Linked DNA regions of Homo sapiens: region 1 is linked to region 2. A link is a contact called in ENCODE Hi-C or POLR2A ChIA-PET data. All regions are on one chromosome and are shown on one strand. Each heading gives the region's core, a stretch centred on a gene start or an enhancer-like site at or near the end of the contact. The rest is flanking DNA. Distances are from core to core; before and after follow the strand shown.

Region 1 (4,385 bases), core at 898-3,397, 3.5 Mb after region 2:
CCCGGGGTAGGCCTCAGGGCTATATGTAGCTAGACTTTCTGGAGTATGACTAAGTGTCTGTACCGGACTAACACAGTAACAACTACTAGGTAACTGCAATTTAATTGCTCAAATCAGAACTAACTTCTAAAACATGTTTCTTCCCTTATAGTCATAGACTAAATTCTAGCCTAACTAGTGACAGATACAAGCTGTAATAATGTGTTATCTGTGTCTTAGCCTCCTAGGTGAAAATTTTTTCTTCCTTTATTTTTATCCCTATGGTTGAAGAAAGTAGCAGAGACCAACTGAATGAAGGTAAAAACCACTGGCTTTCTTAGGAAGAACTGTAGAGCAAAACAAAATTCATTTCTGGAGAGGAATAATTCCTACTTGAACGAATGGAAAAATAAAATCGTAGAATTAAAAAAAATAAACACATTGTAGAATAAAAACAACTTTGGTAATAAATTCAGATCCTAATCGTAAAAATTCATTTTTTAAGTAGCTCAATTATATAAATGACTCACTTATATAACCAAGGAGCTATATCATGGAGCATTTTTAAAGGTTTTTGTTTTTACACTAGGGTAAGCATTTCCCAAGTTTGTCTGTAACATGTGGCTTTTTCAAAATAAAAGAAAATGAGAAAATTCTCCCTACTGTCTCAATTAACGTAATTATGAATTAAGGAAGACCTAATTGATAGGGTTTTACTCTCTAGGTGCATAAATATATGGTGAAATACTCATTAAAATAATTACTAGACAGAAGTGCTCAGCTCCCTGTACCTTCTGAGATCCTCCCACCAGTAAAGGGAGGACGACAGAGTGGTAGCGCTTTCCTGTTAGTGTGCCAAAGAGAGGGGACACTGGTCACCAGGATAATCTAATGAAAATACCTCTGGGCTAATCGTCAAGAGATAGGGATTAAGTTAAGGTTCCAAAATGGTGAATACTATCCCCACCCCTTATGTCCAACCTCATCCCTCCCCGCCGAGCTTTCACTTTTCTCCCGGGAATTGCGGATGTGCAGTCTACTGCAGCAGCCCTGCGGGGAGGAATGGAGGAAGGGAAGGGGACGGCTGCAGGGTGTGTCACTTACGAGATGTAGGCTGGGTAGCCAAATCCTATCAGGTTGCAGAGGAGAGAGGCTCCATAACCGAACACCAGGTACAAGGCCACCAGTCCGATGACACCTGGGGACCACAAGGAGAGAAGTGGGTCGGGCAGCATGAGAGCCGTTCACGCGGGACAGCCGCCGCCCACACCGCGAGGCTGGGCCTGTTGTAGGAGTTTTCCTCTCGACTCGATTAAAGGAGCGAGAAAAACAAACCACACGAAAGCTGGGCCTGCGCGTCCGCTGGGCTATGCCTTGAAGTCTGGGGATACCAGGCAGCCCCACCATTGTGCCTCTCCTACCTCCCGCAGGGGGCCCCGGCGCTTTGCGCAGCAACCCCCGGCGCCCGGGACGGTCCCAGGCACCCGCTTCCGCCCTCTCGCAGGGCCTGCTGGGCAGCGCTCCAGCCTGGGAAGCTGCGCTCAGCGGGGAGCGTCCCGAGAGGCCCGGACTCCCGCACACGCTGCAGTAGCAGCCCCCGCCCACCCGAGAGGCGCCCTCTCCGGGCGGAGCTCCACGGAGGGTCGGGTAGGACCGGGTACCTCCGTCAACGCGCCCGCCCGCAGGGGCCCCGCCGTCCGCGCCCACCGCGCAGGACAGCAGGAATAGGGCGCCGGGCCGCGGGGCAGACATACGTCAGCGCTGGCCCTTCCAGCTGCCAGCGCCCGGCGCCGCAGCTGCCCTCCAGCCCCGCGACCCTCAGCCTGGGCAGCCCCCGCGGGGTCCTCCGATGCCCACGCTTTCCGGGAGGCCAGCCTGATCCCTGAATATGCTGCTTGTCCCGTCTGTCTCCGACTCCACCTTTCCCGAGTCCTCTCCCTGCTTCCTTCCCCAGCAGCTGGGGCAGCGGCGGCTCCCGTGGCCCTACCAGCGGCGGCGACCCCCGGCCACCCACCAAGAGCGATGAAGCTCCTGTTCACGCCGGTTTTGGCCTCGAGCTTGGCCAGAAGGTCAGTCATGCAGTTCTTCTCGTGCAGGAACCGGTCGAACCTCTCCCTCATGGCCGCAGACATGGCGGGGACCGTCTCGCCGCTCGGGGCTGTTCCTAGTGCCGGATAGACTGGAGCGGCGACTGCGGCGGAGCAGCGGCAGGCGGGGACCGCGGCGCGTCTACGCGTCCTCCACTCGCCTCCGCTCGCCCCGCCCGGCCGCCGCGCGCCCCTCCTCGGCCGCCGCGCGCCCCTCCTCCCCCGCCCAGCGCCAGGGGGACAGCGCCACACCCTGGCGGGGGCGGGCCTGCAACTCCGCGGACGCTGCGAGGTGGCCTGCCTGTTGACAGTCTTAACCCATTGCGGGGTAAAAAGGATGTGGCGTGGGGGCGTGCATTTTGTGTCTCTCGTGGGTCCCCTTCTCAAATCGGACTATTGCAAAAAGCAGGCAGAAAGGAGGCAGGCGTCCTTGTTGCTCCCGCCTGCAATTCACTGCGATGAGTTTGGCACCTACATTGCTGTGCTAAACCTAAGGCATTTTTGACCTAAAAAATTGAAATGTTTGAGCATCGTGAAAGAACTCTTTGGAAGCAGTCCTGCTTTCTCCCTCTTTGCCTTAACTTGGCAGTTTTTCTCACCTACAGACAATCGTTGCCTTGTAAAGACCCTTGAAGAAATCTAACACATCCTCCCTGGGGTACACCTTTTCCAAGCAAAAACTGCATTAAATCTTTTCATGGTGGGCTTGCGTTGTCTTGGTGTCTGATACTGTGGCAAGTGTCCAAATTCTCTCTGTGGAGCCAATATACTCTGCACTTCCTACAGTCAAAATACTCTGAAGAAGACGGAGATTCTAAGGTCCAAGCCTTAGGGCAGGAGCTCATTTTTGCTTCCTTCAGAATGAGTTGGCCATGCTCTTCCTCCACCTAAACCTAGGCTCCTCTTATCTCACCCATATGACTTCCAGACACTCCTAAAATTACTCTTGTTGACTCCTATTCTGCACACTGCTGCAGAATTTTTGTCCGAAGCTCCGTATTATTATCCTAACAGACTAGAGCTCCCATTCCTTGGCAGAGCATTCAATGCCCTGCCCACAACTGGCCCCGAACATTCTGTCTTGGTCCTACACAACCCCTCTGTGCTTTCAAATCTACTTAATTACCCTACTGCCTTCCACTTCTGCAAAAAGTTATCTTGCCCACGCCTAGCTTTTTCCTTTTATGCTAATTCTCCTTCCTCCTTTCTTCCTCAGAGCTTCTTAGCTCAGCTTTCTCAGCTGTTCCTACCACCACCCAGCCAAATCAGTGAACAAGTGAAACAACCTGCTGTCTACTTCTGTCTTTTCACCTACAGTTAATTCTCAATGTGGCAGACAGTAGAATCTGTTTTAAAATGTGCGTCAAGTTGTGCTATGTTTTTGTTCTCAACCCTCCAGCAACTTCCTATCTGCCTGAAGGAGGGCATCAGGGTCACAGGTGACATGGTTCATCCCTCCCCTTTCTGATGTCTTCCCTTACTGCCTCCCTCCTTGCTGTGCCTCAGACAAGGTAAGCCCATTCCTGCCTCTGGGCGTTCGTTCACTTTTCTTCTATTTCAGTGGTTCTCAACCAGGAGCACTTCCTCTCCCCTTCTTCCTCCTGGGGGGAGGAGTAGCAATGTCTAGAGATACTTTCGTTGTGAAACAGATTGTCACACAAGGAGAGCAGGAGGTGGCAAGTGCAACTAGCATCTAGTGGTTAGAGACTAGGGGTGCTGCTAAACATCCTGTAACACACAGGACAGCCCCCACAACAAAGAATTATCCAGCCCCAAATGTCAATAATGTGACAGTCCAGAAACCCTCCTCTATCTGAAAGTATCTTTCCCCAGTTAACCATTTAACTGTCCCCTTCCATTATTCAGATATTTGTTCAAATGGTACCCCTAATCTCAAATTGCAACCCCCAGTGGTCTCTAGCTTGATTTTTCTCCATAGAATTTATTACTGTCTGGCATTATGTTCTACTTTTTTTTTTTTTTTTTTGAGACTGTCTCACTCTGTCACGCAGGCTGGAGTACAGAGGCGTGGTCACAGCTCACCGCAGCCTCGACCTCCTGCTGTGCTCAAGCCATCCTCCCACCTCAGCCTCCCAAGTAGCTGGGACCATAGCCGTGTGCCACCATGTCCGGCTAATTTTTTCTGTTTTTAGTATAGATGGGGTTTCACTATGTTACCCAGGCCAGTCTTGAACTCTGTGATCTGCCCACCTTGGCCTCCCAAAGTTCTGGGATTACAGGTATGAGCCACCACCATGCCAGACCATGTTCTATTTTTAAATTATCTTTCTTTCCTCACTAGATTATGAGCTCCGTGAG
Region 2 (4,236 bases), core at 1,579-4,078:
ATATTTGTCAAAACAAAATACACTGTACATTTCAAATAAGTACATTTTACTGTATCTAAGTTATCCTCAATAAGGTTGATTTTCTAAGAGGGTGCTCTCTCAGGAAAATATAAACCAGGGAATACTGGTGATGCCCACATATACCCACCTCAAAAGATGTCAAAAAAATATATATAAGAAAACTCATTTATGGTTTTTAAAAATGTCAAAAACAACAACATAAGCATCTTGGAAAGCCAAGACTAGAAGGAAATATTTTAATATCAGCGGCTTTACCAGAAAGCTTCACCAAACATCATAATTAATGCTAAAACATTAGAAGCATTCCCCCTTAAAGTCAGAAACAATGCCATGTTTGTTGTTAGCTATCAGTGCTATTAGTTTTTAATCTACCAGTGCTCAACATTTTATAAGATGTATAATTGCAAAAGCAATGAGAAAAACACATAAGTTATAAAAACTGAAAAGGAAACCACAAAACTGTGAATATCTCCTGATAATCAACTCAATAAAATAATCTGATACATGATAGAAAACTCAAAAGTTTTGCTATAACCAGAGAAAACAGAGAGAGAGAAATGTTACTGAAAGTTTCCATCCACCACACGAATCAAACCATAAAATAGGAATACCAGGAAGGAATGTTATACGTATGAAGAAAAAAAAGAAAAACTATAAAAATTTCCCTAACAGTATAAAACAAGATGTGAATAAAATGGAGAGGCCACATTTCTGAGGAGAGAGACTCAATACTATAAAGATCAGTTGTCTCCAAATTAATCTAAAATTTCAATATAACCTTATTCAAAATAGCTAAGGATTTTTAGTTCAGTCTAAAGTTTACCTAGAAGAAGAAATGCATAAGAAACATTCAAGAATATTTTCAACAAGAGTAATAAAGAGGGAGAAAGGGTTACCAAAATTTAAAATATGCATAATCTTTTAACTGAGCAACTTCACTTCTAGGAACCCATGCTCCAGAAATAATCACACATAGAGGAAGTTTACTGAATTGTTAACAGTGGCTGACAATCAAGATGCAAGCAGGACTAGAAGTGGAAGCGGTAATTTTTACCTTACATTCTTCCATACTGTTTAATTTTTTAAAATCAAGGATGAATTAAAATTTGTAATTAAACATCGATCAATAAATTAGAAAGTTATTTTCATTATAAATCATCATTTGTAATAGCAAAAAGAAACTGCAATTAAATGTCTTTCAAAAAGGGAATAGAATAAATTATAGCCCATTCAAACTCACGAGATACCAGTTAGCCTTTTAAAAAGTATTAGGGAGACCTATATGTAAAAAGTAAAAATGTCCAACATATGTAATTAAGTCAATAAGCAAGCGGTATGCAAACATGTTTGGTATATGGTATAGCCTCCCTCAAAAAAAAAAACTTTACGTGTACTTGTATGTGTCTAGAAGTGCATTTGCAAGATTTTGAAAAATGAACACTAAACTGTCAACTTTACACTGGAGTGGGACTGGGGGATGAAAAGAAATATTTAAATTTTACCTAACAGTCCGTTATTTATATTGTTGAAGTGTACATCAAACTTGCATGTCTGCAATGAATTTTTAAAATTAAGTGGTCATCTCATATAAAAATGACATGAACCCCAAAAGACAATTACAACACTGAAAAATACAGTTTAAACGTTTATTACTGTTATCCTCAGGTTTATTCACATACACTTCAAATGATCCGTAGCCTTCAGCAAAGGTGACTGCCATTTTAAAGAAATGTGACCAAATATTTCATGATAAAACAGAATACATTAAGCCTGCAATGAAAATTTTAAACTTCACAGAACCAGCAGACTCAAAAGAAGCGCCTATGCGGATGTAAATTTTTTTTTTTTTAATGTCCGGAGAAGGAACTCTCAGATTACTCTCCTCCCTGCAAAACGACTATTTACCACCTCCCCTTTGCTTCAACTTGGTCTGAGCGTCTTTAACCTCACCATTTTGAATGTGCGCAAAATGATTACCAGTCATCTGAGGGAGGCCAAATTAAAGGTGCATCTGCAAGAGGAGCTCTGGCCTGACATCGCTAACTGAGAGCAGCCCTGGCGGAAAGGTGCTGATCCCGGGAGTAGAGCGACTGCTGCGGCTCGAGCGGGGTGTCTGCGTGCCGAGCCTCACTGACAATCGGGGAAAATGCAGACGCCCAGCAAAACGACGGCAACAGAAGGCTCCTCGGGGGAGGGGTGCTGCAGGCCTGTGGCGTAAGATGGTTCCGCTCTACGCGGGGTGACGGGAAACCGCAGAAGGTGGGTGTGAGGTGTTGGTTGGGGGGCAAACTCTTGTACAGTGGCGAGTGTAGGGGAAAGCCAGCGGGCTCCTTGGCCAAGTCACCAAGGACAGCAGAAGAGGCAGCAGTAAAGAGCGGCAGCGAAGACCCCGATACCAACCAATGTCATCTGTCGGGGGGCGGCGGGCGCGACCGTCCCGGATAGGAGCGCGGCCCGGGTCCGGGCTGGACAGGGCCCAGGAGGCGAAGAAGGCCTCCCACAGCCATCAACCCCACCCACCATGGCCGGCGCAGCAGGCCAGGGACAAGCCCCGCTCCTTCCGAAGCTAGAGACAGAGAAACTGAGGAGCTGAACGCAGCAATTTCCTCGCCCCGACCCCCACACTCCCGACAGCGGAACAAGCCAGACTGAAAAAAAAAAAAAAAAACCCTCACCGAAATGTGCAGCGGCTCCGGAGCGAGAACAGCGCTCGAACCTCCACCCGCCACCACCGCCTTCTTCTCCGCCTCCAACTCCTCCCCCGCCGAACGCGAAGCGGCTGGCGGCTGTGGCGGCGGCGGCGGCGGTGGCGGCGGCGGAAGCAGAGGCGGTGGCGGTGAGTCCCGCCCCTTGCGCCGCGGTGGAGGCGAAGGAGGAGAGTACGCAAGCCCCTCCCCCATAGCAGAGATGACCAGTCAGCTTACAGGGTCTCTGCTGGGGGACAATGCATACGCCCAATCAGAACCTGAGGAGTGGGCTCACGTCAATGGTTGGGACGTGGCAGAAAAAGGGAAAAATACTTGGACCTTCTCTACAGCCTGCTCCCCCATCTCCCTCAGGGGGAGTTCACCAATTGGCTGAAGAGCGGAAAGACGAAGCCGACTCAGTCCCCCGCCCCAGCCGAGCCCACCTCCTTTCCCTGCAGTACTGCGACGTTTGGGGAGGGGGCGGAGCACCGTGTAGGAGCTAAAACTGCGCGGCCTTTTGTGGTTTGGGCTGAGAGAAAAGGGCGGGGTCTCGGAAAGGGAAGGGGGTGTGGAGAACTAACAGAAAGACTGGCGCAGTTAGGCTTTTTCGGAAATTCCAACAGCAACAACCAAAATGGAGGCATTAAAATCGATCCTGATTCGACTGGAAACCTGATTAACAAGGTTAAGGTCTCCTGGCATAAAGTTCAGTTACAATGCAGATATCGGTGAGACAAAAAAAAAAAATGACACGAAGAAAGGCTTGTTTACCCACCCTGACCCTGGGCACTATATGGCGCTTTCCACCCTCCCTCTCCGCGCTGACCCTTGCCCCTCGCTTCTTATTCTGCTGGGGCGGGGTTCAGAGGAGGCCTGCCTTTCCTCTGTATAGCCTTGGGCTGACCACAGCCTCCCAGCTTGCATCTTGAGGCTGTTTGTCAAGCCGGGAAGTAACAGCTCCCATCACATGCAACCAAAATAAATACAACAGCTGCAGTCCCCGGACACCTTGCTTAATTTAAACCTGGGTAACAGTTTAGTTAATTATGTCAGTGATACAAAACTGTTTCTTCGTTCCGCACATATTCCCTTTATTCATCTTGAAACGTGTCCGCTTATCTGATTACAGTCCCTCTGTCTTCTCTTATTCCCCACCCCCGACCCGTCGCCTGATGCCCAGGATATATTCATCGCCACCCCTCCCCCGCGAATTAAGAGCCCCACTTCTTGTGCTGTCCCCTTAACAACAGCGAACTCTCTTGCCAGTGAACTGAGACTAATTTTTTTTTGCTGTTGATGGAAATAAATTACCCAAAATTTACTGTAGAAATTTAGGTTTATGAGAATTTGCCAGACATTTTGTGAAATCCAATCTGAATCCCAGCCCACTCCTGTAGTACGTTTCTTACCAAAAAACCATTCCTTGCTTGATATTACTCTGCCTTCACACGTGTTGCTATAGGAGTTCTGACTTTAACCATCCAAGTACCTCTTTGAAAAAAAACAAAATTCATATTTTAATTACATT

What was found. Hi-C counts contacts between places; a loop is a spot of excess contacts on that map. ChIA-PET counts read pairs that join two places held with the same protein, here RNA polymerase II (POLR2A). Pooled maps may share reads with other maps.
Region 1: a map of CD4-positive, alpha-beta T cell shows a loop between it and region 2 (6-fold over the local background). The contact joins the promoter of REEP5 here to the promoter of PJA2 in region 2. A Hi-C loop is called at or near these places in 1 of 168 maps with a recorded cell type or tissue (CD4-positive, alpha-beta T cell), 1 of 37 single-sample maps with no recorded cell type and 11 of 50 pooled maps. POLR2A ChIA-PET finds 5 or more read pairs at or near these places in 1 of 52 experiments (A673).

Annotation. Positions count from the first base shown.
Region 1 is chr5:112,920,080-112,924,464 of GRCh38, forward strand. REEP5 (receptor accessory protein 5) reads right to left here and starts at 2,148. Exons shown (of 5, transcript NM_005669.5): 1 at 1,994-2,148; 2 at 1,084-1,177. The coding sequence starts at 2,111. It overlaps LOC105379123 (a long non-coding RNA gene), which reads left to right and starts at 2,308. Exons shown (of 3, transcript XR_948675.3): 1 at 2,308-3,577. RefSeq lists silencers at 1,339-1,788, 2,149-2,418 and an enhancer at 3,551-3,670.
Region 2 is chr5:109,407,146-109,411,381 of GRCh38, forward strand. PJA2 (praja ring finger ubiquitin ligase 2) reads right to left here and starts at 2,829. Exons shown (of 10, transcript NM_014819.5): 1 at 2,697-2,829. RefSeq lists enhancers at 1,914-2,013, 2,054-2,173, 3,284-3,463 and a silencer at 2,694-2,773.